Linked DNA regions of Mus musculus: region 1 is linked to region 2. The links are chromatin loops, found by intact Hi-C in ENCODE. Cell type or tissue: left cerebral cortex. All regions are shown on one strand. Each heading gives the region's core, and the rest is flanking DNA. Links, peaks and the distances in the headings are about the cores only.

Region 1 (9,784 bases), core at 1,082-9,081, 100 kb after region 2:
AAGGATAACATAAACCCCTTTGTCTCCATGTAAGGACCAGGCCTGATTTCAAAAAGAAGGCCAGAGGCGCCAGCTCCAGGAACAGACCTTAAAATCCAGAACAAGATCATAAAACCCCCTCCCCCAAAAGAACAGCCTGGGGACAGCCACAAAAAAGGGGAAACATCTTATCTCAAATGTGCCACCTGCACTGGGCAGCCCTAGTTCATCATGTTTAAACATCCATGACATAGGAATGTAGACCACTGACCTCCTGTGACCCCCTAACATCCACCAATGAACTGTTAGATGACCTAATCCTTCTAGAGAGTTCCCCTGGTTCCCTATAAGAAGGCTTGCATGCCTTTGTCTGGGGTCACCATTTTGGAAAATGGCTGATCCCCACAGGCTGGATGTGTTGTCTTGGCACATTATCTGAATCCGGGATCTTCCTTCAGTGATTTTTCCCACCCTTACACTCTGCCCCATGAAGGACCGAGTCTCCAGGAGACAAAATCATCCTGTTTTCTGTTAAGTTGTTTCCTATCAGGGATTTTGTCAGAATAATAATTATATCTACCCTCCCAGGCTAGAACCTAGCTGTCCAGGGGCGGAAAACTGCCCACTGTCTCCTCTGCATGCAGTGAAACTTTTCTAGTGTGGCAGGTGGCTCATACTCTTCTCTCCTTCTCTCTTCTGGACACCGTATGCTGATGATCCTTGGAGAGTCCCGACTTCTACATTTGGGTCACGTGCTGTGGGTTGGAGACAGCAGCCCAGTTGGGCTCTGCACTAGAGCGGAGCCCCAACCAGAAAGGCTTTCATCGTAGCCTGTAGCTACACCTTCTTCTTCTAAGGCCTCCCAGAGCATCCCAAGGAACAGCCCTGACCCTGAGTAAATCCCACCCCCTTGTCTCCTGTATTTGAGGGGCATACATGAATTGGGGGGGTCCAATCATGTGAACCACACTTGAGAGCCACAGTAAAGCAATACCACAAAGAGGTCTTGGGTTGGCAGCTCTGGCAAGGGCCCTCCCCAGTAAGGAAGGAGAGAGCACAGCTAGCTGTCAGGCTGAGAAAAGCCAGCTGGGTCCTGGATGCCACCTGACCATGGGACTTTGCCATCTGGCTGGTGTGTTCTCTTTGCTTTCAGACTCTCCAGGTTGGCTCTGTAGACCTTGTGACCAAGGGGTCAGGGAGCAGTGCCTATGCCTGACTGGGGGTCAGGGAGTGATGCCTAAGGGGGCAGCCATGATTTGGGCTGAGCCCCACCTGATGGGCATAAACCCATGTGCACAGGAAGGGCTGCCAGGCTGCCCGAGAAGTCTGGTCCCCTCCCTCTGCAGGGGGGGGCCTCTATCCCCTCCCCTTGGGGGGTTCTGACTGCTCGCCCCCACCCCTCTCTCCATATTCTGTTTCCACATTCCTCATCTTGAACGATGGCAGGCTGAAACACTTAATTTTCCTCCTCCAGCCCAATTAATATGAAAGTGTGCTGAGCTGACGAGACAGTGAGAAGCAGGTCGTTTATATCAATTAGCGAAGCCAGCGCTGAACAGCCTCCAGGGACCCACAGCAGCGGGAAGGGGAGCCGAGGAACTGAGGCCCTGAGGGAAAAGCAGCAAGGAGCTGGGGTGCCAGCATTCGGGCTCTCCTCTGCTTCTCATTAAGTCTGTCTCTCTGTCTCTTCCTTCTTTCTCTCCTCTCCTTCCCCTCCCTCGTCCTTTCTTCCTCCCTCCCTCCCTGCCTCCTCCATTCCCTCTCTCTTGTCTCTTACTCTCCCTCCAACGTTCCTCGCTTCCTTCCTTCTTCCCTCTCTTCCTTATTAGGCTAAACCCATGGGTGATTGGTTTTTTTTTTTCCTCTGTGTCTTTCACTGGCATACCTGGAGATGCAGCTCGGTGTGCAGCACTCTGTAAATATTCATGGGGCAGGCGATACCCTGTGCCCTTTGGGTCCTGGTGAGCTGTAGAGGACCTTGTCGGGGTCAGGGTTAGAGGAACCTGGGGCAAAGCTGCAGAAATGCAGGTCACAGTAGGGAGCAGGTTTACCCCACTGGCAGGGAGCACTTGCAAAGTTCATTCCAGTGGCTAAGCCACGGGGACTGGAATTTTAAAGCAGCACGTGAAGATGCCTTGCTGCCCTGCGCCTGACATCTAATCAATGGGCTCTAATCTGAGAGCAGGTGCTCATCATCTCAAGTATTGATGGACTGCAGCACAGAGTCTCTGCCTGGGGCCCCGAGGGCAGAGGTGGACAGCTGTATAACCAAACCGCAAAGCAGGCTGATGAATTAATGAGTCCTGAATCAGGCAGGTGAGTGTGGGATTCTGTGGTGCGTTTAATGAGAATAGACCCCGGGGCCCCTAGACTCATAGGTTTAAATGCTCGATTCCCAGTGGGTAGAACTGTTTGGGAAGGATCAGGAGGTGTGGCCTTGTTGGAAGTGGTACGTCCCTGAACTTGGGTTCTGAGGTTTCGAAAGCCCACTCTGTTCCAGTCAGCCTTCTCTCTGCCTCCTGCTTGTAGAACGAATGTCAGCTGCTACTCTAACGCCATGCCTGCCTGCCTGCCTGCCTGCACCTTCCATGGCAGCATGGACTCTAGACCTCTGAATCTGTAAGCTCCCAATAAACTCTTCCGTCTGTAAGAGGCCTCATTTGTGGTGTCTCTGTAACTCATATGGACCCCGGAATTCTCAGACTCCCCACAGGGTCAAGTCCCATTATTCCCATTATGCTGACAGATAATGGACCTGGAGAGCAGAGAGGTTTCTAAGTTTTCCCAAGGCCACATAGCTGACTCAGAACTTGAGTGACCCCAAGCCAAGATGACTAACCTCACCCCAGTGTGCCCAGGACCACCCCAGTCTACAAGGAAACCCCCACTGTAGAAAGCTACAGGGGCTGTAGGTCACATGGTCTGGGATGTGCACTGGAAACTGTCCTGGGGACCTGTGACACTTTTAGACCCATAAGAATATTGCAATTGTTTTGAAAACCCGAAGGAAAATGGATGGGAAATGGCCCAGATGTGTGGAGCCCCTGAAAATGCTATAGCCGACAGGGAAACAGTCTGCCCGAGGCAAGCAGGAAATCCGTTTCAGCAAGACTTAGCAGGTGTTGGTTCAGACTTCTAGTGTCTGACCCTGAGTAGTGTATGTTAAAGATACTTGAGTGCAGTACAATTTTGGAGGGAAAAATCCCTGGTAGCAATGATCTCAGTCCTGTGTCCACAATAAAGCTTAGGGCGTGACTGCATCGAAACTCCTTTGCCAAGCACATGTGACCTCTACCATAAAGATGGATTCTATAGCTTAAGGAACTAGGATCTGGTGTGATCCTGATCATGCAGATAGTATAGAGGCCAGCACACTGCAAAGTACCTGTGACATTACCTCTGAAGATGGGTTCTACTGACTGAGAAACAAAGCTAAGATAAAGGTCTGGGGAGGGAGAGTCCAGGGGATTCAGGTGTGGCCTGGTCCTTCAGATAACACAGATCACCAGGCTATTATCCACCCTGAGCTTTCAGGGGGTGGGAGGAAACAGGTATACGCATCCCCTTTGTCGGATAGACAAGTTGCATGTTTAATGTCCCTGGTTTCCCTGTACTTATCTGTGAGCCCAGAGACCTCGGGTCCTTCACATGGAAAGGACTGTTCCCCCAATGCAGTTCCAGGAGCAAGAGGAAACAGACAGAGTGGGACTAGGCATCAGCCTGAGACAGGGGGATTTCAGGGTTTGAGGGTCAGATCTTAGATCTGTGCATCTGGGCAGATGACGGCAGGACACGGTGGTCTCAGCCCTGACCCACGACTTGTCTCTGCATCTTGAATCTTGTCTGGGTTGCAAGAGAGCATCAGTGAGCTGCTTAGCAAAGCACTCTGTATACAGTAAGTGTGAAATCAATGGGGTCCTGGTCTTAGATTTAAGAAACATATGAGCAGAATGTAATAACAACACTATGGCAAGAAGTGAGACCATGAACACGGGGGACCTGCCCACAAGATCCAGGGAGCAGAGGGAGCAGGAGACAGAGCCAGGGACACCCAACTTTAAGGCCAATGGGAAAGGAAACAGCAGAATCCAGGCAGGAGGGCCTTGACAACCAGGGGGTGAAGGGCAAGGTGAAGCTGGAGGTCAGCACCAGGCTCAGAGCCCTGGAGAACATCGCGAACATGTAGGGTAGGGGAGTGGGTGGTGTCATGGGAATGGATACAGATGTCTGTGCTTTCCTGAGAGTCTACAGGCTCCTTTCCTAGCCAGGATTTCCATTGCTGCGAAGAGTCACTGCGATCACGAGATACTGTGATCCCAGCAACTCTTATAAAGGAAAGCCTTTAACTGGGGCTGGCTTATAGTTCAGAGGTTCACAGTACTGGATAAGGAGCTGAGAGTTCTACATCCGGATGGAAGGGAGGATGACGCTGGACCCGGCTTGAGCATCTGAGACCTCAGAGCCCATCCCCATGTGACACACTCCCTCCAAAAGGCCACACCTCCAACAGTGCACTTCATTCACCTGACCAGTTCTTACTGGGCTTTTTCTATAGGTGAGTATCAAGCCCACCCATGCAGGCAGCCTCGATGCAGCGCCCCCTAGAGGTTACCCATCCCCATGTCTGTGTCTCAGCCCCATCTGACTAGACTACTTGAATTGGCAGAGGTGTGGCTAGAACCTCTACATCGGGTTTGCTCACTGCTGGATAGCAGGCTAGGGTTAATGGGGGAGATAGCTGCTCAGTAACTTCCTGTATTGGATTAAGTCAGTTTGAATCAGTCTTGCATCCTCTGAAACACGATTTGATACAAAGCCTCCAATGTTCTAAAATAAATGGCAGTTTCCACACACCTTCATGGACAGATGGCTTCCCAGACAGGCAACACAGCTAAATGTGAGATCACAGCACAGAGCAGCCTCCTCTTCCTGTCCCCTCCCTCCAGTCCCAGGCTGAGCTACAAGTTAGTGCAACCTGAGATGCTGTTTTTGAAATTGTCCTTAGCTCATTAGTGTCATACACCTTCCTGTCAGCTCCAGACCACAGTCTGGGACACCCCACCACCACCATCCACCCCCTCCTCCCACTTTCCCTACCCACTCTCTCCCTTTGATCCCACTCCCCACACTCCCACACCCCTCCACCACCACTGCCCTGCCCCACCAAATATGCAAAACAGATTCCTAAATCCTGAGACCAACAGAGTTGGACCTAAGAGCCTCCCACAGTGTGTATGTTAGTTTTATTTCAGATTTATGGGCCAGGCAGGCCATCCCTAACGTCCGATGCGTACGTCTTTTACTGCGTTGGACAGCGGACCCTCATCACCATGCAGCCTGAGATTTACTGCCATCTTAAGAGCGTCCGAGTTTAATTTCATTACTTTTAAATATTTACAGAGCTTTAAAATTCTATCTTGGCTTTTATGGCGAGCAGTGGCATTGTATGTTCTGTCTGTGACTGTCTGACACCAAGTCCTTGGGAAGGGGCTGGGGCGGGGGGGGGGGGGTAAGGGGACCAAAAGGCAGCCCCACCCCTTGGGGGATCTGAGCAGCATGCTGCTGGCCATGGAGAGGCTGTGTCTGAGGGAATCCCAGTGACCCAGAGAAACCAGATGGTATAGGACCTAGAGGACAAGCCAGGCCTCCAGGACAAAGACAGGTGGAGCCTTCCAGGGAAGCCCCGTGACATCACTTCCTGGAAGTCAGGGCTCTGCTTCCAAGAGGCAATGAAGAGGTGAGGGCAGAGGCTCAGAGAACAAGGGAAGGGCAAAGATGGAGAGGAGAAGATGGAGCCTCGGAGACGAAGGCCTCTGCAGGGTGGGTGGGAGAGAAAGGGGTGGGAGGGAGGAGGACGCCTCTAGACAAGCAGCAGTTTCTGAATCCGCAGAGCTGGCTCCCCCCTGGAGCCTGTGCTGTTGCAGTAAGCCCAATTCCTGCAAGGACGTGGTGCCTGCATATTCAGACATGTGGGGGCAGACAGTGTGAGGCCATGCTGCAGGCTGATCGTTTATTCCCTCGTCAGTATCCACTGGACACTCTTCAGCACTGTGTCTCAGCCTTGGAGTTCAGCAGAGGCTGAGCAAGCCGAGCACTGTGCAGTGGGATCATGGCTTTATGGCCTTGATGAAGGAAGCCAACCACATGATGCTGGGGACTCAGCAGGGAAAGCAGGGCGCCACACAGACAGGAGGGTGTGCAGGGCACTGAGAGGGCTCCCCCAGAGCACATGCACTTGTGGTCTCAGGAGGTGACAGACAGTATGGACAGTTAAGTGAAGAGGGGACGTCATCTATTAAGTTACAGGGAAGCTGTGGGGATGCCGCATCCCGGCTGGGGTGAAATTTGATGCTGTGCTGCTTTGGGGTTCCCACAACCCCATAACCTCTCATCTATACTAATAAAAGCCCAACAAACTTGCTGGTTCACAAGTTGGAGTTTGGCTCAAGCATTACTATAGTTGGCTCTCTGGCATGAACGGACATTTGTTTTTGTCTCCCAGGAAAAGCTCGCATGACTGGAGAACAGGAAAGCCAGAGCATGGTCAGCTCCAGGGGACCCCGAAAATAAGCTGGCACCCCAACAACCATGCCTGTGACCCCCCTTTCAAGGGCCTTCACTGGGTGCACAAAGCCAGAAGCAAGGAGCCCATGGCATGGGTCACCCAGACAACACCGACAGTCCCAGAAGAAGGTAGGTCCAGAGGACCAAGAAAAACATGTGGCTCAAGCTACAGCCAAGGCCAGGGTTATGGCTTCACCTAAGAGATAGGGTGACAGTGGATAGAAAGGTGACAAGGCCTAACTCTTGTGTTCAGAGTTCTCCTCAGCTATGGGGACAATGGACAGAGCCATGAAAATGCCTGCAGTGGCTCAAGAAGAGGTGACAGTGGCTATGGCTTTGGTGGCAGGAGATGTGCAGGACACCGAGCCTGGAATCAAACCTCAGGCGCCACTTCAGGCTATCCAGGTGACATAAAGAACAAGGGAGACTCCTATGTCTGCCTGAAGCCGGTGCTAAGCCAGAGCAGCTATGTGCCTGTGTGTGGAGCAGTAAGGATTCCAGGTGGCTGGGCTTCTTGCTGTAAGCCAATAAGGAGAGGACTGCATTCCGGGCTCAGGAGACTCCAACGGGAGCAATAGACCATCTGACAAAAACCTCAGCACCAGGCATGAGAAGCCTTCTCTTGTGTTGTTGGTCAGGGTTATCCAAGAGCCTTCCAAAATGTTATAGGCTATCGCTATTGTCCTTGGTTGCCTCCCAGAGGAGGAAGGTAAGTCCCCATTGCTGAAGATAGCATATACTTCAGACTCTACCTGAGGTGTGTTATATTGCCTTAGTTAGATCACAGGATCAATTTCCTTTCTCCTGATTACAACCTGAGATTTCTGAGATGCTTCCATTATGCTAATGAGGCATCTCGGTACCCTAATCCCCCAGCCAATGACCTTTGCCCACCCTGGATGTCCCTACCCTCAGTTCCCCAAAACTTTATAAGCCTTGAATCACCCAAAGTAAAGTTGATCTGCCTCCTGATAGGTGGTCCCAGTGTGGTCATTCACCATTCGGACTCACAGAGCTTCCAACCCGTTTGTCCCCTCTGCTCCCACTGCCCTCGTGAACCATATAGGCCGATGACCACGAGAGCGGGGAGGACCACAGAAACCTAGGCAAGTCCGCAGGGCTAGTGATGTCATGGACCTTGGAGAACCTACAACCACCACTTCCCTCAGCCAGCATTACTGACGTTCTCCGACCTGTGCACATCTATGTTTGTGAGACCTGAGCTGTGAGGACCTGAAAGAACGGGGCAGACCACAGCCTAACGCTTTAGACAAGCTTACTTCAGAGTCAGTGGACTTCTATACACGAATGTAACAAAGAAAGCAGTGGCCCAGGGGAGGCTGTTGGAGTTCAGAAGAACATGATGAGACAAACATGTAAAGAAGCGTCAGTAAGCACATACCAAATATTGACAGAGCAGCGCTTTCCCAGCACTTTCTCAGGACAGAGCCATTGAAACACAATCGCCTGGCACATACTGGAGAGTATATCTGGGGAAAACATGAAAGCACAGCAGAAGGCCAGATCCAGATTCAGGGCACACTGACCGGATTGGGTTCTACAGCTATGATCCGACATCCAACAAGAATAAACATGCCTTATAAATTGAATGTAAATGTTTAGCACTGGAGGCACAAAAACACATCCAAAGAGCAAAATGCCCTCAAAGTAAAAGGCCCTCTGAGCTTTTTCCTGCCGCCTCTCTCACAGTTCCCCAAGGCATTGTTCCACATGGGTTACATTCCAAGTAGTTGTCTTTGTAACCACTGTGGTAGTTTGAATGGCACCCATAAGCTCATGTGTTTCAATGCCTGGTGCCCAGTTGGTGGAACTGTTTGAGAGGGATTACGAAGTGTGGCCTTGTTGGAGGAGGTGTGGCCTTGTTGGAAGAGGTGTGGCAGGGGCAGTGAGCCACTCTGTTTCCAGTTAGCTTTCTCTGCCTTCTGCCTGTGGATCAGAAGCTCTCACCTACTGCTCCAGCACCATGCCTGCCTGCTACTATGCTCCCCATTATGATGATAATGAACTCTAACCCTCTGGAAATGTAAGTCCTCTCCCCCCACCCCCCCACCCCCACAATTCCCCCTCAGATCTCCCCCCCCCCCCCCGCCCCTCGCCACAATGTTTTCTTTTCTAAGTTGCCTTGGTCATGGTGTCTCTTCACAGCAACAGAAAAGTAACTAAGACATCCATGGATAAGTGCAGTCCTCATCCCTCAACAAGGAAACTGTGAGTGTGTGTGTGTGTGTGTGTGTGTGTGTGTGTGTGAACTAAAGTAAAAGAGGCCATGAATTTAGAGAAACAAAGGGCAAGAGAGACAGGCAGACAAATAGAGACAGAAAGAACACTGTACCCACTGCGACCTTGAGCCCCTTTAGGCCTGGCCAGATCCAGAAAAGACCTACCTGGCCCCTGAGGGAGAGACAGCAAGAGAAGCAGGCTTACCCCTTGCCCTCCCATTTCTCACCCTGTGTGTTAGGAAACACTGTGGACCGCAGAAACCACAGGGGCTGCTTCCTTCCTGTGTCCTCTGAAGCTGGTCTGTCCCAACTGCTCTAGGTGGCACACAGCAGGTGACTAACTAGGGGTCCCATCCCCTTCCCCCCCAAGGCAGGGCGAAGGGGGAGGGTGATCCCCATCACTTGTGTCTTGTCAGAAAGTCGGGACAATGTGGCAGAGTGGAAGCCCCCAGTTGCCAGGCCCGTGGTGCACAGGCTGGGGCCTCATCAGGCCCACTGCCACCAATGCAGCAAGATCCTTGGGCAGAGGTTACACACGGGAGCATCCCAGCCCCTCCCACGGGCGAGCAGTCAGGACAAGCAGCAGTCTGAAAGCAGTGCACCTCCAACAGCTGAGCACAAAATGGACCAGGCCCGCCCTCCAGGATCCTCATGTCAAGGCAGGGGCAGACCAGGGTCAAGGGAAAAACACCTGCTTTCCTGGGTTGTAAATGCCAGAAAGGGAAGGCACGGGGTGGGTAGGGTGGAGAACATGGCCCAGACCCCTGTCTCTTCTCTCCATGTACAGACAAATTTACAACAGTTCTAAGAGGCCAGTGTCCACATCTGTCCCCAGAGTTCCTTCTGTGTATCCACTCGGATGCTATCTAGTCCAGGACGCTGAGTGCAAGGTACAGGGTATACAGCCTCTGGGCTACCAGCATGGCCGTCTGGCTGTGGAGCAGCTCAGCTGAGGAGGCCAAGCGCCTGCGGTGGACCTCAGGCTTGTACTGAGGTGCAGT
Region 2 (9,784 bases), core at 1,035-9,034:
CGTGCGCGCACACACACACACACACACACACACACACGCACGTCCCAGTACTCAGTGAACTAAGGAAAGACAAACAAACATTGTTTTCTCTTGGGAGTGAGCAGGTCAACCGTGCCCCCTGTTTTAGAGATCAGGCAATCTCCTGATTCAGATCGGGCTTGGAGCATGCTCAAACCCTGCCCTCCTCTTGCTCATGGTAAAAAGGCAAGAGCCCAGGTGCCCACCAAGCATGTTAGCCACCTCCCGTCATGTCACGCCTGCTAGCATCCCATTGACCTAAGGAAGTTATGCCATCAGAATTCTTCAGAATGAGAACATCGCTCCATCCATCCACTCTTCAGGAAGCTGAGAGCAGTTGTCAGGACTGGGAACAATACCCAGTCTGCTAGACCATAGTGGGGACTCTGAGGTCCCCTCACATGGCCAGTGTCCTCTCTTTGTTGTTTGGCTTTCAGATCATTTGCAGTGTTGGGGCACTGGCTGCTACACAGAGAGCTTCCCAGCCCCTGGCCACACTTGCACACCAGCTCCACTCTCTTTGAGAAGCATCTCGGAAGCCTTTAAGCTGTTCTGGCCCTATGGCTCAGTGGGTAGGGGCACTTGTGATATAAGCCTGACAGCTTGAGTTCCACCCCCAGTACCCACATAAAAGTGGAAGAAGAAAACCAACTGGACAATGTTGTCCTCTGACCTCCATCACACACCATGGCACAATCCCCAACCCAACCCACCCCCGCCACCCACAACAACAATAAATAAAATCTTTTTTGTTTATTATGGGCAAATCACACCAGAAAAGTTCCATCTCGGGTCAAGGCCACTTTGAATTAAAGAAGTGGCTGAACCAACTGCTAATGATTTACAAAATGAGCTTTGGTCCCCTTCAGATGTTGCTGTCCCCAGCATCCAGTCCTGCTGTCCCCTTGCAGCCACTGTGAATCCATTGTCATGTGGATTTATACATCAGACAGGTGAGCCTTGCCTACATACAGGGGGGTCCTGAACCTGTTACTGTTGCGCTCACCTCGTCCAGCAAGAAAAACGCAAAACGCAACACGGTCGGATTCTTCTCAACAACCTTCTTTATTTCAGGAACACCTCGATGCTACGGGAACCTCGGAAACCCAGGGACGACTCCTTATATACACCCCAGCACCTGGGAGAGCTATGTGTCCTCCTGGGATTGGTCAGTCTGCTGGCACTTTAATTTACATGCACCCGCTCCGGAGATGTTGGCGCCAGATTCGGGCTAGCGCCTGCGCAGTGGCGTTGTTTACGGCGCCATCTTTTAGGCGCCCAGCTGCCTACATGTTACAGCCCATCTCCTTTCACTTAAGGATAGGACATGTTGAGGGGTATCCAGCCGAAGTGAGAGGGAATCTGTGGGTGGCTATGATATACGATCAATGAGTCCATGAATGAACTGTCAAAAAATAAAGAAAAAATTACTTAAAAAATTTTAATGGAGTTGAATGCTGTTGATACCTCTCACCCAAGCTCCTCCAGGGACAGCACAGGGACTAAGGAGCACTGAGAAGCTGGGCCAGCTGGTCTGGCACCCGGTCTTTGTCTTCCATGTTGTGAGCTCATGGGCAGGTGTCTGCCCCTCTCTGAACCCAAACAAGCCTTAAGAAACCTCACATCTGTCTCCCTTATCGTAAACGTTGTGTGTCTATCTGTCCTCTTTCCAGCTGTCCCCCTCCCCCCAAGTAGCAGAGTTAACAGATATTTCTGCTCTGTTCTCATTTGCATGGAAGACATCAAGTTCCCACGTTGTCATTTCCATTTCTCCGTGCTAACAGATCCTCCAGGAAGTCGCTAACTAGAGCGCGCTCATCCCAGAAGCCTTCTGGACCATCAAATTTTTGAATAAATATCTTTTTATTTGTTGCTCCCGCTGAGAAGCCTATAAGCATCTGTGCTACACCAGGAAGGTTTCATTATTTTCCTAAGATTGATGCCAGTCAGCCCTGAGATCACCTTGAAGTGCCTGCATTTGTAAGGAGCCCTGCAGCCTCGCACAATCAGACTCTTAAGACTCATTAGAATTGAGATTTGCATCTGCAGTCGGGCAAAGGTGATATGGTGAGACACACGGGAGCCTTGTTCAGTCCTAAAGGAATGTATTCTAGAACACTCTGGGGAGTGGTCTTACATGCACACACGTGTGTCCATGCCTGTGGAGATCGGAGGTCGGCATCTGGTCTTTCCCCAATTGTTTTCACCATATTTATGAAACAAGGTCTCTCATTTGACACGGAGCTTGCCAGTTTAGCTAGGCTGTTTGGCCAGTGCTCTCCTAGGATCTGCCTGTCTCTGCCCTCCCCTACCCCTCCCTGTAGCCATGGGCAACCACATACAGCTTTTGGAGTGGGTGCTGTGGAGCTGAATTCAGTTCCTCGTTCTTGTAAAGCAAGTACTTTATTGAATGAGCCACCTCCTTGGCCGTCCTATTGATAAAGGTGCTAGGAGGTCACAAAGAACCTCACAACACACGTCTTCTGCCATCGCTGACCCACATCTACAGCTTATGCACGAGTGGACAGTCTATTGCTCAAACTGGACCACCTGCTTAGCACGTGGGAAAGTTAGGACTCCATCCCTGGAAACACACACACACACACACACACAGAGGTAAGCCTAGTGGTTAGGGAGGCAAGCAGACATACACTGACACGCCTAGTCCAGATGAGAGTGTGCCCTCGCCCTGCAGTCTGGGGGCCAAACAGGTGGAGTGTGCTCCAGCATGTTCAGGGAGCTGGGGTCTTAGTACAAAATAACAAATACCAGGATGTACGATGGCAGCACAAGATGCTAAGAGACCCAGGGATGGAGCTACCTGTTCAGCTGCCCCTTTGAATAGAGACCTCATATTGAACTTGCCCTCACTCAGTAAAAAGACAGTGATGTCCAAATGCTGGGCAGGGGAATGAGCTTGACCTCCTTGGTCCCCACAGCAGACCGGAGACTCTCAGCGCTGCGTGTGCTCCTGGCTGTCATTATTCAGTGCTTATGTTGCTGTCTCTCTCCTATTAGACTCAGTTTTCCAGCTCAGAGATGAAAGTGCGTCTTCTATGGACCCAGTCACAGAAAGCAGCCGAGGACAGAAAGACGGAGCACAGAGGAGGCTCCCCTCCCCTCTATCCTTCCCACCATCTCCACTCCAGCTCAGATCTGCTGGTGCGGGATCAGTGGCTGGCTCAGCTCAGCAGCCATCTTTCTAAAACAGAGCCGTGAACCTGCCATTATCTCTGGGGTCTCGGTGAAGCACAGCGAGATCTAAGCCGGCTGGCCCTTGCCTCTCCAAGGCTGCCTGGGTGGTGTTCTGAATCCAATCAAGAGGTCAGCAGCAGGCATCACCAGGGGCTAAGGGTGGTCACTGTGTCCTTTGTATCCTGATTGGCAAAACCACAAGGCCTTCCCCCAGCACCGACCTCCACAGACTTCAAATACTGTTTGACCCTAACATAACTCAACTTGAAAGAGACAGTTGGTTACAAAGTGTTTGCTTGGCAAGCCATTCAGACAGCTTAACGCTCAGCGAGAGCTCAGTTGGTAGAGTGCTTGCGGAGCAGAGCAGGGCATGAACAAACACTGTGCATGGGACGTCCCAGCACTGTACAAACTGTGAGCAGGGACACTCACTTGTAGTTCCTGTAGTTGGGAAGTGGAGGCAGGAGGATGAGAGGAATCTGAGGTCATCCTCTATTATGTAGCGAATTTGCAAACAGCCTGAGCTACACCGGACTGAGGCAAAGCAAAACAAAACAAAAACAAAGGCAGGGATCTAAAAGTGAGACATTTGGTGCTGGAGAGAGCACTCACTGCTCCTGCAGAGGACTAAAGTTCAGTTCCCAGCGCCCACAGCAGGAGACTCACCACCACTACAACTCCAGCTCCAGGGGTCCCCAGCTCCAGGGGTCCAATGCTCCTTTCAGGCATGTGCTGGCACCCAAAGTCAGGTGTGCATACACACAGATAGAAAACAAATCTTTATTAAAGAGATAGAATAAAAAGACCACTGAATAGGCTACTCTGACCCCAGCACTCTGCTGCCCCCTATAGGTCACTTTTTTAGTTTTCCAGTGTATCCCTCATTACTTTCTCCTGCGAATACAAACAGAATGGGCAGCATCACTTTCGCCTTGCTGTAAGCCTTAACTTCACCTACATCCAATGAAAACACGATGAGCGGCTTCCCATCTTGATGTCACGTGGCACTTTGCTTACATGCAACAATAATAGAACCACCTCCTATCTGTACTTTATCCATTTCAGGCTCCCTCAGGATGCCCATACCCCACTGTCTTTATTTGGTTCGGGCTTTATTTTTAATCAGCCACCCGCAGAGGGATGTTCATATTGTTTCTGTCGATGGTTCCCACCAACAAAGCTGTGATGTATGAACTCAGTCATCAGTATCTAGATTCGGGGACCCACAGGAGAAAGACACAGGCGCCAGAGTGCTGGCACAGAGACCAAGAGCGTTTGTCACTTCACAGGGATGGCCGCTGATGGTGTAGCACAATTTGGCTTCCAGAGGCAATTGTCGGGAATGTATAGTTCCTCATGGTCCTATCAGCATAGAATAATCACCCATGTTTTTTAATTTTTCCCCTTAACGACAGTGAAAGCTTTATCTCTTGTATGTTACTGGGGCATACGATAGAGATGGCTCCATGGATAGGCGCTGGCCACACAAGCGTGAAGGCTAGAATTTGGGTCCTAAAAAACCTACCCAAAACCTGAGTAGACGTGGCAGCTGCCTGTTATCCAAACACATACAGGACCAAGACAGGAGATTCCTGGAGCGGGCTGGCAGGCCAGACTAGCCCAATCAGAGAACTCCCAACTCAGTGAGCAGCCCTGCCTATGATTGAGAGTTGTGGAGGATACCTAATGCATGTGCACACATGTGCACATGGACCTGAACATACGTGTGCCCATGCTCATGAGAACATGCATATACACACACACATGTACACCACACATATGCACATGCCAAGAGAAAAAAAAAAACATATTTTCATCAAAACCATGTATATTTAAAAGATAACTAGGATCCCATACATTAAATGGTCCCACTGGTAACCCATGACGGAAGAGTGACAATAATGTGGTTTGAACATGAGATGTCCTCTAAAGGCCATCTTGTTGCCATCTTGGTCCCCAGTACAGTGCTCAGAGATAGGGCTTTGGGCAAGCAATTGGATCATAAGGGCTCTGATCCAATCAGTGGGGGGATGTATTGATGTCGCCCAACCTGATGAACTACTGTGCTAACCCTAACCCTAAACCCTAAACCCTAACCCTAACCCTAACCCTAAACCCTAACCCTAAACCCTAAACCCTAAACCCTAAACCCTAACACTAACCCCTAATCCCCTAACCCTAACCCTAACCTAACCCCTAACCCTAACAAACCCTAACCCCTAATCCCCAACCCTAACCCTTACCAGAAGGTAGGGCTGATTGAAGAAAGCAGGCCACTGAGGGAGTCATGGCTGAGAAGGGCATGTCTCTTGTCACCCTGTCTGCCTTCTGTCAGCTGCGACATAAGCATCCTCCACCACGTCAGACCCGTAACTATGGCACTAACTAACCATAGACTGAAACTGGCTAGAGAGACCCTTCTCCTTCTAAACCACTCCTCTCAGACTTTGTCACAGGGGTGACAAGTTTGACTAGCACAATTGCCATGCCCATTCTGCCATGCAGGTGCCTTCAGGCACTCTGGATAAAATATTTCCAACATGATAAGTGTGACCCAACCCTCTGCCAGGGCCATGTAGCTGGAGAGTCAGCATAGCTCTTTAGAACTGTGTGAACTGAAGTCCCCAGAAATGAGCCACAGCCACGCTGGCCATTCTGCAAGGCTGATTGACAGGTTAGAATGTAGTAACTGTGGTGAGGTTGGAATGTTGCAGATCCAGAAGCCAAGTTATGTTGGACCATCTTAGGCCTAAGTAGCCATTTCTTGTCTGCCTCCGCGTGTGACCTAACACCCTTGTGACTATTAGATAAGTTATTTTGAAATGTATCACCGGACTCCTAACAAACTTTCACCAACCCAAATGCTAAGAATGTCAGTAGACAGCGTTTGAGGCCGATTGCAGTGATATTCCTACTTTGTTGGAAACCACCTATCTGATGTTTCTGCGGGCACATCTAAAAAGTGTTCTGATCTATGACTTTCTTTGTTCTAATGTTATAAGATATAACTTCATACAATTAATATACAATATAATGTATAACTTCATACAATTGAGTTTTATGAGAACTTGGAATTTTGGGGTACTCAAATCCGTGTCCCCAACCCATGGCTACTCAGGTCTGGCTCCAAAATAAGCCACCGTTCATTACCCTTGAGGTATGAGATGATTTTCCCACTGACAGTCTTGGAGCAGGGAGGGGGCACTTTTTGCAAATATAGGTCATTGGGCTGCTCACACATCCCTTACTATATGACACACGGTCTCTAGACCAGAACCCCCGTGCTGCCTCCACAGCCTGCCAAAGTGGAGGTGGCCTCAGGCACATCAGTGGCAGCTTGATGAACTGTGGCGTGCCTGGCCAGCTGACAGCTAGTGGTCTCAGATTGGATTCCGCAGCGAGCTCGTCGGCCAGAGAAAGGCTCGTGGCTAACAGCTAATGTCCTCTGAACACGTGTTTGTGCTCACGGTCTGCACCTTTATTGCTCAACCAGACGCCACAATTCTTTCTGCTGGGCAGCAATCTGACGAGGCGCATCTGTCTCACATGTAATTCAAGGCGAGGCCCATTAGGCGAGGCAATTCCTGGCCTGTTTGTGTGCTTTTCAAAAGCCGTTGCAGCCAATTCTCCAGCACTGTGGCTTTAAAAGAAAATAACGGAAAGGATTCTGATAATATTTAAGGAGATTTTGTCTTCTCTATTATGCTGTTTCAGTGAACAGTGACAATTTAGAACCCCAGGGACAGGGCATCCGTATGGCATAATGGATTGCTTTTTAAAATGTATTTTATTCATGCTTTATATGTATGACTGTGCATGGTGTGTGTGTGTGTGTGTGTGTGTGTGTGTGTGTTTACATGGTCGTGTGTGAGGATACACCCATGCACGGTGAATGTGTAGGGATCAGGGGACAGCCTTGATCCCGGTCCCTGCCTCACGCCCTGTTTAGACAGTATCTCTTGTTTCCGCTGCACTGTGTACACCTCAAGCTCCTGGGACATCCTTTTGTCTCTTCCTCCCATCTCACCGCAGGAATGCTGGGAATACCATTGAGCACCACCGTGCCCACTGCCTACATGGGTTCTGGGGACCTGAACTCAGGTGGGCAGGATTGAATGGAGAAATGCTTTTAGCCTGAGCCATATCTGTGCCCACCCCTTTAAGACTGTGAAGCTGAAGATGATGTCTGTCTTTACATCCTAAAACATAAAACTTATTCTTTTAAAAGTCTGTCTACATCTCTGCCTGAAATCTCAACTTTCGGGAGGTTGAAGCAGGATTGGGAGTTGAAGGCTAGCCTGGGGTACATGTCGCATTTCAACAACAGTAACAAGACCTGTGTCATTCAGGATAAATGTCTGCCAGGCTCTTGGAGATCACGGTCAAGTTACTCAGACCAGCAACCTAAGCACTTTTTAGTGGGTCGTCTGACTGTTTATGCACAATGCCTGGTTGGAAAAGGGGTTGGTGCTGCCTTAAAAATACCATGAGCCAGCTGGGCGGTGGTGGCACACGCCTTTAATACCAGCACTTGGGGGGCAGAGGCAGACAGATTTCTGAGTTTGAGGCCAGCCTGGTCTACAAAGTGAGTTCCAGGACAGCCAGGGCTATACAGAAAAACCCTGTCTTGAAAAACCAAAACAAACAAACAAAAAACCCATGAGCCTTGCTGGCAATGTGGGTCAGCCAGCGACGGCGTTTATGGGCAAGCATGGGGCCTGCTCACAAGGTGGAAGAGGAGACGCAACTCCTTTGAGTTACTCCCTGACCTCTACATGGGTGGCATGGTGCATGCACACACGAGAAATACATAAATACAAACACTATGAAAAACATTTATATGTAAACCATACATACATGCTTGCACACACGCGCACACATACACGCATACACACACACATACATATATACATATAAGTTGCTCCCATCACAATGGTCCCAGCTGCTGTTCAGCACTGTCTCCACTTGTCTCCTGGGCTCTACATCAGTCTCCAGCTTAGCTCCTCTCCCCAGTCTATCCTTAACAACATAACATGAGTGGTCCTTTTACAGATAAATTAGATCTAGTCATACCTTCTGCTTCCCACACAGAAAGCTCAGAGCATCTGTAGGGTTTAGCCTTCCCACTTCTCAATCCCTCTCGCTATGGATCTAGCCTTCCTACCTCTCCATCCTTTCCACCCTTGACTCCGCACTGTGCTATGACTTCCACCAACAGCCCAAAAGACCTACCACAGGGCCTTTGCACTGCTGTTTGCTGTGTACAACATTTCCCAAGAGCTCCCTACCATCCCATCTCTCAGGGTTCACACCAGTCTCTTCTGAGGAAGCCCCTTTGGCCCAGGTCAGCCATTCCCAGATTTACTGTCTCGCTCAGCATTCTGTCACTTCCTGACCCCTTTTGTCTGATGATTGCCTGTGGCCAGAATTGGAACCTAGGGGAAAGCCTGCACAGCCGACGTTCTGTACCACGAAGAGTGAATCCCTGGGGAGTTTGGTTGTGATAGTAAACACAGCAGCTTTCCTGGAGTCCTCAAGAGCAAAGCAAACACAAACAATGGACCTCGTGCGGTCCAATACAGAAACGCTCAACCATTTTTTAAAATGTCCATTTAGGACCTCACAGTTGCCTTGATTTTTGAAGACAGCAATTAAGCCGAGAGAGAGTTCCAGCCGCTGTGTTTTTAATCTGAATTTTTCCTGTTCCACAGCCATGCAGCTTTCAGGGGCCCATCCTGTCACTCGTATTTTGGAGAAGACCGGGCTTGACAAGGGAAGCCACTGGCCCTGTCAGTCAGGGCTGAGCCCCACAGCACCAAGTGTCAGTAGAGATGAGGTCCTGTGCTGGCTGCTGCTCAGTCAGGACGTTTTGCGTAATTGAAAGGCGAAGTTAACAGCAGTAAAGAAAATTAACTCGGATGCCCAACGGTTGGTGAAGCAGAGCGTGGAAAACAAATGGAGCAGAGGCGACAGTGAGCTCAGCCTGTCCCTTTATAAAGAGACAGAGGAACCTGCCTGGGGAGGATGCCTGTGTGGTTAAATCAGGGCTGTGGCTGGGACCAGGACACAGGTTGAAATCAGCTGTCCCCTCTCCAGCTGTGCCCTGCACAGGGCTGCGTTAGGAAGAAGCTCTGCAGCCTGAGAGTGCACAGCACACAGGCACACGGGGACCTGGCGCTACCAGACACACTGGTGGGGCTTAGATCCCTCCATGCTCTGTGGAAGCGTCTCATGGAAGCCACTCCACAGTCCCAGGGGTGACAGCGGGGTCTGTCACTCTCCTACTTCCTGGGTGTCACACTGGGGCAGAAGAACAAGCGCTAAGCTGTATGTAAGCGCCCTGCCTGTGCTCCTGTAGGAACAGGAAGAAAGCCACTCTCCATCCATGTCCCAGAGTGGGGACAGGGAGAGACCCTCTTCCTGTGGAAGCCCCTGTTTGTTCCTGCAGCCTGACCCAGCCTGCTCTTTTCTTATTTGTTCTTTGTTCTAACCAGCCCATCCAGGGCTCAGAGAGGAGATGAATAAGAAGTGTCCTTCTTGGAGACCCCTGGGATGTCTGGTGTTGGAGCTG

What was found. Hi-C counts contacts between places; a loop is a spot of excess contacts. Peaks named below come from ENCODE experiments on the same cell type or tissue, not always from the same donor. Only the 100,000 strongest peaks of a DNase experiment are listed, where the experiment ranks them.
Region 1: it touches region 2 in a loop (2.6-fold over the local background); 5 of 42 quality-filtered maps call a loop at or near these places.

What each region holds. Positions count from the first base shown.
Region 1 is chr2:166,540,197-166,549,980 of GRCm38, forward strand. No RefSeq gene overlaps it. Among named protein-coding and RNA genes, the nearest start is that of Gm29679, 19 kb to the right of the region's middle. In left cerebral cortex, for the core only: a CTCF peak has its summit at 4,574 (motif pointing left); DNase peaks (open chromatin) are centred at 4,848 and 5,949; H3K27ac peaks cover 1,843 bases.
Region 2 is chr2:166,436,573-166,446,356 of GRCm38, forward strand. No RefSeq gene overlaps it. Among named protein-coding and RNA genes, the nearest start is that of 5031425F14Rik, 6.0 kb to the right of the region's middle. RefSeq lists an enhancer at 4,048-6,555. In left cerebral cortex, for the core only: a CTCF peak has its summit at 4,059 (motif pointing left); DNase peaks (open chromatin) are centred at 1,785 and 4,217.